Regions from separate parts of the Homo sapiens genome. Here region 2 is linked to region 1. A link is a contact called in ENCODE Hi-C or POLR2A ChIA-PET data. All regions are on one chromosome and are shown on one strand. The core of a region is the stretch at or near the end of the contact, and the rest is flanking DNA. Distances in the headings are between cores, read along the strand shown.

Region 1 (3,655 bases), core at 189-2,688:
TTATAGTAATGAAAACACTGATGACTTTCTTATACCTATCTTCAAAGTTTAGGATTATAATTTTATAATGCTAATTTGTGAAAGCACTAGTAGGAGGTTAGTGCTCATGTAGGTTAGTAAAATAAATAACTAAAAATAATATACTAAGAAAGAGATTAACATTGATACTGGTACTGTGATAAGGTTTGGAAACTTCAAAGAATGGATACTATCAATTCTTTCATACCCCTGCTATTCAAGAGTGTGGGCCTTGGGCCAGCAGCACTGAGCACACCCAGGAGCTAGTTAAAACTGCAGAAACTCAGGCTCCACCCAACCCACTGATGAAGAATCTATAGTTTAATGAGATCCTCTGTATGTTCGTTGAAGTTTGAGAAGCACTGCCTTAGATACTACTTTGAGATTTGATCACCTACAACATTGTTTTAAGAACGACATATGCCTGGAGGGTAAATATTTTGTGTCCATGATAAAGCAAAAACCACTAATCTGAGGAGTTAAGCAACCTCTGAAACTCTCAATTTGTAAAATGATTCCATCTTGGTTAAAATCTAGAACTAGTATCAGTAGAATGAAACTGTTTTTAAACTTAAACCTAACTATATTGTATCTTTTGTCCTCTTTTCTTAATCCATTTTTGAAAATATGTTTCTTCTAAACTAAAAAACTTGTAAAACCGATTTTTCACAAAATCCCAGGAGTGTAATCTTAAATCGTTTGTACCTGTGCACAGCTACCTAACAAACTGGTTCCTTCCAAGTCTGCTAAGATTTCGTGATGTCAGATGGCACAAATTAGGCGTTAGGAATTTAATATAATCTACAAACGTTATAAATAGAAGCTTTTTATGGACACTCCAAATACCATAATTAGAAACTTTTTTAAAAATGCAGCTGTCAAGTGTTTAAGCCCCTAACACACCTTTAAGACTGTCTTCATTGTGTTGTAAGGGGAAAAGAGAAAAAAACCCAAACATGCACTTTTGATGATAGTGACCTGCTCAGACACTGAATTTTTTCTGATAAAAGTGAACAAAGATAACATGACAAAAATGTGCTTTATGTGCCCAAAAGAGACATCAGGACAACCAAGTCACCCACTTCCCTGAAGAAAAGTGAGAAAACTTGAACTTAAATATATGTAAGACCTCACAAAGCCTAGTATCTAATGAGAAATCAAATGACCAACTAAACAATCTTTTTTTATTAAGAAAAATTGACTTTTAGTAAACAATAAAACTGGAAAACCAGGAATAATACAAAACGGTGTGAAGAATGTTTTAAGCTTTTAATATTGTTGTCAGGCCCTCAAAATACTATGATGGCAGTACTGGGAGTGGGCAGTCAGCCCAGATTTACTGCTCACTTATCAGGCCCATGTTTGTTGTGCAAGTGTTATAGAGTCACATGCTAGAGGCTGTTCCCAAACTAGCTAAACCTACACGCTTAACTGACTCTAGGAACAATGATACATTGTTCAATCTAATCCTTCCATGAGCCACAGTTCCTAAACCACAACTATAGGCTTTTTATATTTGTATATGTCCATGGTGGACTATTTCTAGAACCTCAAAAATTCAGTGATTATGCATATACTATATTTCCTTGACATGCATGAGAAGACGTAAACATTTTGCCTCTATGATAATATGGTTTCTGCACTACAGGATATCAGAATCTTAAATTGAAATTTAAATAATTAAGCTATCACTGAAGGCTGTTAATGAGTTAAAATTATGAACAAGTATGAGCAGAAATACATAAAAGCAAACATGACCATTTATTATAAGTCTACAAACTGTACACCACACTATAATCTGACCCTATAGCTTTAGGTTTGATAAAATTAACATTTGCCCGCAAGCATGAAACCAATTTAAACACAACTTAAACATGTTGACAAAAAAAGTGACATGCTGACATGTTTATATATAATACATCTCCCCTGGGAAATGATTATTCCCTAAGGAAAGGGTGAGGATGGACCAGCCATGAGAATAATGCCAAAGCTCAAGTGGAGGCTTCCTGAAGCAAGCACAGTTCTCTCAATCTTGATCCCAAATGGCGTGTACCTGAAGTTACGTTCAGCAAAATTGAACATCTTTTCCTAATGCCATAGTGACTGAGAATATTCCTCCCAAAAGTTCAAAAATTGTATTTGTCCTGATTTCATGATATAGAAAACAACAGATGTCATTAGAGTATGAACTGAAAACAAAGACTAGAATTCCAATGATAAGGTCCACCTAGCTCTTTTCGTAATAATCACCTTACAGGGAAAAGGCAAAAAAAGAGAAATGGCAGAACTAAAAATAAAGAAATATTTTAAAACAGCCCTGAGAAATTTTAGTTACAGAAAGTCTGCTGTAAGTGTTTTTCAAAATGTGGTTCCCAAACAACCTGCATCAAAATTAGCAGGGCAGACTTATTAGCACCTGGGTATTTTTATGAATAACAACAGTTATTTCAGGAAAATAATTGACCTAGCAATTTTACATGTTCTTTCATAATCTCAGATCTTTACATACAGTAAGACATTTATTTACCCAAAAGAGCCAAAATAGCAATTCAACCTCTTCAAAAGATGGTTGGTGGTTTTCTCATATTCTACTGTTTTGCTTAAACTGACATTCCTGAACAAATACTATTTTAAATGGAACTACTACATGTCAGATGTCAAAAAGAAGTGAACTTTCTTATATAGGTTACAGACATTGGCAGTATTATCTTTTCATTTTATAATTGTCAGTCTAGGCACAGAATAAAAAAAAAACTGTGAAGATGAAACAAATGTGATGGGTACCAACTCTGACCTCATTTGTCATGACATGACTTAGGAGTAATGCCCTCAACCAAGGACCAGGAAGGAAGACAGGTTTAGGCAGTCAAACAAAGTTATAATCAGTGTTCTGTGGCCACATCAGACACCAGTGGCTTCCAAATAAGGATCTGTTCAGTCGGCTGGCTCATACGACTACAGTGAGGGAATCTAGTTACAAATCTGGAACCACATTCACTGTATATTTATGGTGACATTCAAATTTTCAACTGTTAACAACATAACAGGGCTTCGGCCACCCAAAATATTATTACAACACAAGTCTAACAGCGAGGGAAACATTTCCCAAAGGGTAAATCACCAGGAAAAGAGTCAGGAAAATCCACACTAAACGCTTCTTAGCAAAGTGGGCAAATGGTCTTCATCAAAATAAAGTGTATATGGAACTTGTAACGTAAACTGCTGACACCACCCACTCCTCCTCCAGCCATTTTGATGAAAATAATACAAACAGTCAAGGAACCTTCTGTGTTCTTTACCACTTACTTTTAACAAGTTTGGTAACACTACAGAATGTCTTCAATCATCTACAAAGATTCATATTGTAAGTTAGCAAAATAACTTGGGGAGGGGCCCCAAAACATAAAACAATTTAACTGTTACATATTCTATACGTAATGTATGTCAAATAATGAGATGGTTTCCATACAAATAGATACTAAGCACAGAGTCTTACCTAGTCTTAACTACTCATTAAATGATATAAAAAATCTATTTTACTTTGATGTTTCATTATTCGTTAGATGTCATTTTTAGGAAATGTTATTTAGGTAACTTTGAAACTTTGGTAATGCTTTCAGGGCCTTCCACAATCAGA
Region 2 (3,445 bases), core at 483-2,982, 47 kb after region 1:
ACAGTTGAACTAGGCAGGACTTGGCCTATGAGTCAACCTGCAGTGTATTATCAAAGGCTTGTGTTAAAACCTCGGTACTGTAAAGCGCAACTCAGTTCCTGCGCAACGTACAGATGTGGCTAATTCAAAAGCGTTTCAGCCGACTGTAAATAATAGTCTACAACTGGGAAACCAACACGCGACCTACTAAGTTTGATAAGAGCAAGCCGGCCCAAGTTCCAACACACAAGGGAAGAGCAGGGGTGAAAGAACTCCATAAACAACTTCCAGGAAAGTCTGGGCAGGGGAAGCCCGAAACCTGTATTCCGAAATCGCCTGAGCCGCGAGGAAAATAAATGCTTACGGGAGGGGGAGGGGAAACGGGAGGGGGGAAGGAAAGAAAGAGCAAAAAACTAAATGGACCGGTTCTACCCCCACCTCTAATCAACACTGGAAAACAAGAGAACAATTATTTGACTCCCCCAGGAGACTGAAGTGGACCGAGAGGCCGCAAAGGAAAGGGGCCCAGGGCTCAACTTCACAAACTCGGCCGCCGCTGGCAACACACCCACACACAAATGCCAGAGGCCCCCCTCCCCCTTTCCCAGCCCGGCCCGGCGGGAGCGAAGGTGCGGAGCGCGCGGAGGCGCGCGCATTGTGCAAGCCCACCGCGGCCCAGGCCCGACTTTTCCCCACCCCCTTCCTTCCTCCCCACCCCTCCTCCACTCCCGCCAACCTCTCGGGAACCCCGGGAAGAAAGAAAGGAAGAAGGAGGGAAAGCACGCCCCCCGGGGCTGCAACCGCAGAGAGAAACTCAGAAGGGAAAAACAAATCTCAGCCCCGGACTCTGGGAGGAGTGGGGAGCTGGTCACCGCGGCGGAGTGGACGACTCCAGTTCCACTTCGCCTCGGGACCCCCACCCCAGCTAGAGTTCCCGCAACCCCCCTCCCCTGACCAGAGCTGGCGGCCGCGGCTCCCGAGCGCCCCCCCGGTCTGAGGCCCGCCCGACGGGGAAACGGGGAGAGGGGCAACGAGGTTACCTGTCGGGAGTGGGATTTGGGCTCCGGCGGCTTGAAGAAGGAGTCGGGCAGCTTCCGGAGCCTCATGGGCACGGTCTGGGGCACGTTGGCCGTCTTGGGGTTCATGACGGCGTTGAAGAGCGCCTCCAGGTCGGTCTCCGAGTCCCCGCGGACGTGCACGATCTGATGCCCGGCGGGGGGTGCCTGCGGCGCCGCCTGGGTCGCCGCGGGTGCCGGTTGCCCGGGTCCGGACGGCGGGCCCTGCCCCTGCGGGGGCTGCGAAGGCGGCTGCCCTTGGCCCTGGGGGGCCGGTTGAGGCGGCGGCTGCTGCCCGGGATCCATGGCTTCTGCCTCCCCCGACGCGCACCCCCTGACCCAGGCGAGCGAGGGCTACGCCCGGACGCCCCGGCTCCACGGGCCGAGGTGGAGAAGCGGCGACGGCTGCGGGCCGGGCGGCGCTGTCCTCGCTCTCAGGGCCGGGGGGCTGCGCCGCGGCCCCGCATCCCCCGCCCCGGCGCCTCCGCCCCCGCCCTGCGCCCCGGCTCCACTGGTCTGGCGGCTGCGCCTCGGGAGGGGCTGCGAGGCACTCGGACCTGCGGCGCCTGAGAACTTTTTCCCTCCAACTCCCTTGACGGAGGCCGGACAGCTCGTTGCCTTTCCCCGCCTCCCCTTTCTCTTTATTTCCTTTTCTTGTTCCTTCCTTCCTCCCTTTCTTTTCCCTGGCGGCGGCTGCGCCCGACTGAGACAGAAACTCGCCTCAAACGCCAAAACTAAAGTTAGGAGAAGCGCCCGCCCGCGCCGCCGCGGCCCCGCCTCCTCTCGGCTCTTCCTTCCTCTGCGCGCCCGCCCGCACCGCGGCCCGGCCGGCAGCGCAGGGAAACTTTTCGCTGCAAGTTGCTACATTCCTGCACACTCCCGGCCCGCGGCGCCTCTCCCGGCCGCACGTGACCCGCTCGCCCTGGCCCGGTCCGCCCTTCGCCCGCGCTCAGCCGGGCAGGGGCCCGAAGCGTGCCCCGTATTCTGCCCCGCGAACCGCAAACGATGGGTCCAATCCGGGTCCGAACTGTGGTGTCTGCGGAGAACGCGGGCGCCCTTGGCTGCAGGAAGTTCTTCCGCTCCGCTCGGCCCCTTTTCCCCGCCCGTGCTCGGGAAAGGCGCTTCCAGTTCGCCTGGACCTGCGAAAGGGCCAAGGCCGAAAGAAGTGGAGAGAGGATGTGCGAACCCACCTCCTCCTCCTCGCGTTACCCCGGCTTGACCGAGCGGAGCGCCTGTGCGAGCTTAAAGCCGCGAGGATAGATTGGAGTTAAAATAGATACCGTGAGCCGGCATTGATGTTAATAAAGATCCATTGTTTTCAGCATTAACTTTATTTTGTAATTGTTTCACTTATCTGTTAGTCTGCAAAAACTCACTTGAGAGGGGTAAACGGTTACTGTAATTGAAGCTTTGAGACCAGGTCTGTAACTCAGTGTAACTTATTAAAAGAAACAAAAACACTACATTTTCCAAATAGTGAAATCACATCAACTTTTTTAGTACTCGAATTTGCAATAGTCACTGGAAGCCGCAACCCAAAAAATTAGTGCGTCTTCAGGTACAAGCATTCATGCCTCTGTACCTGTCTTTCATCCTCAAGGAGCTGGGTCCCTACCCCTGCTATCCCTGTGCCTGGCCCAACGGTGGACTCCGTTAATGTGGACTGAATAAGAAATGAATGGGCAAGGAGGTCATCCCAGGCACCTGATGTACAAGGAGCCCTTCTGGAAGCCACTCAAAAACAATAGAAATGTTTTTTAAGTCATACACTCTGGGTTTTTTTTTTTTAAAGCATCCTTGTTGAGATATAATTTATATACCATACAGTTTTTGCAATAGTTGTACATATTAGTATATTTAAGCAATTCACTGTTTTTTTAAATATATTCATAGGATTGTGCAACATCAGTCTAATTTTAAATGCACAAGCCCATTCTAAGGAAATCTGGCTTTCTTGTTTTAATGATTTTGTCTACAATGCTAGTGAAACAAAGGTATAAGTAGGATTAAGCAAGGAAAAAGTCCGTGAGCAAAAAGGTAATTTCTTCCTTCAGCCAGAACATGCCCAGGAGAATTCTGAAGGATCTGTATCACTTGGTGTGGTAGGGCTCGGCCAAAGGAGCAGGCCTCAGACACTCAAAATTCTAACAGAAGATTCCAATCAACTACTCTGAACCCCCAGTTTCCTGTCTGAAAAAAAGGATCAGAGTAAATGACACCCATGACTAGTTCTTGGATTTGTTCCCACTCCTAAATGTCAAGTGCATTTAACGACAGACTTGCAGGTTCTGGAGTTACAGAGTTTTGAGTTCAGGTCCCAGTTCTGCCATTTACTAGCTGTGAGGTTTTGGACAAGTTATTTATTTCCTGTTCTTTAATATTAGCATCAGGGGTAATAACACCTACCTCAT

What was found. A loop is a pair of places that touch in the nucleus more often than their neighbours do. ChIA-PET counts read pairs that join two places held with the same protein, here RNA polymerase II (POLR2A). Pooled maps may share reads with other maps.
Region 2: a loop to region 1 is called in a map of gastrocnemius medialis, with 3 times the contacts of the local background. The contact joins the promoter of YAP1-DT here to the enhancer-like site in region 1. A Hi-C loop is called at or near these places in 24 of 168 maps with a recorded cell type or tissue (Caco-2, Calu3, HepG2 and 13 more) and 17 of 50 pooled maps. POLR2A ChIA-PET finds 5 or more read pairs at or near these places in 8 of 52 experiments (AG04450, BJ, MCF 10A and 4 more).

The regions. Positions count from the first base shown.
Region 1 is chr11:102,155,159-102,158,813 of GRCh38, reverse strand. The region is part of intron 2 of YAP1 (Yes1 associated transcriptional regulator); the gene reads right to left. Among named protein-coding and RNA genes, the nearest start is that of YAP1-DT, 47 kb to the right of the region's middle. Within about 2 kb of position 1,438, at least 9 of the 41 ENCODE cell types and tissues checked have a DNase peak (open chromatin) inside an H3K27ac peak, as active enhancers do; they include PC-9, ascending aorta, gastrocnemius medialis and 2 more, where a contact is called at or near this core.
Region 2 is chr11:102,108,744-102,112,188 of GRCh38, reverse strand. YAP1-DT (YAP1 divergent transcript) reads left to right here and starts at 1,732. Exons shown (of 1, transcript NR_198976.1): 1 at 1,732-2,362. It overlaps YAP1 (Yes1 associated transcriptional regulator), which reads right to left and starts at 1,742. Exons shown (of 9, transcript NM_001130145.3): 1 at 1,020-1,742. The coding sequence starts at 1,340. RefSeq lists silencers at 1,830-1,959, 1,970-2,019.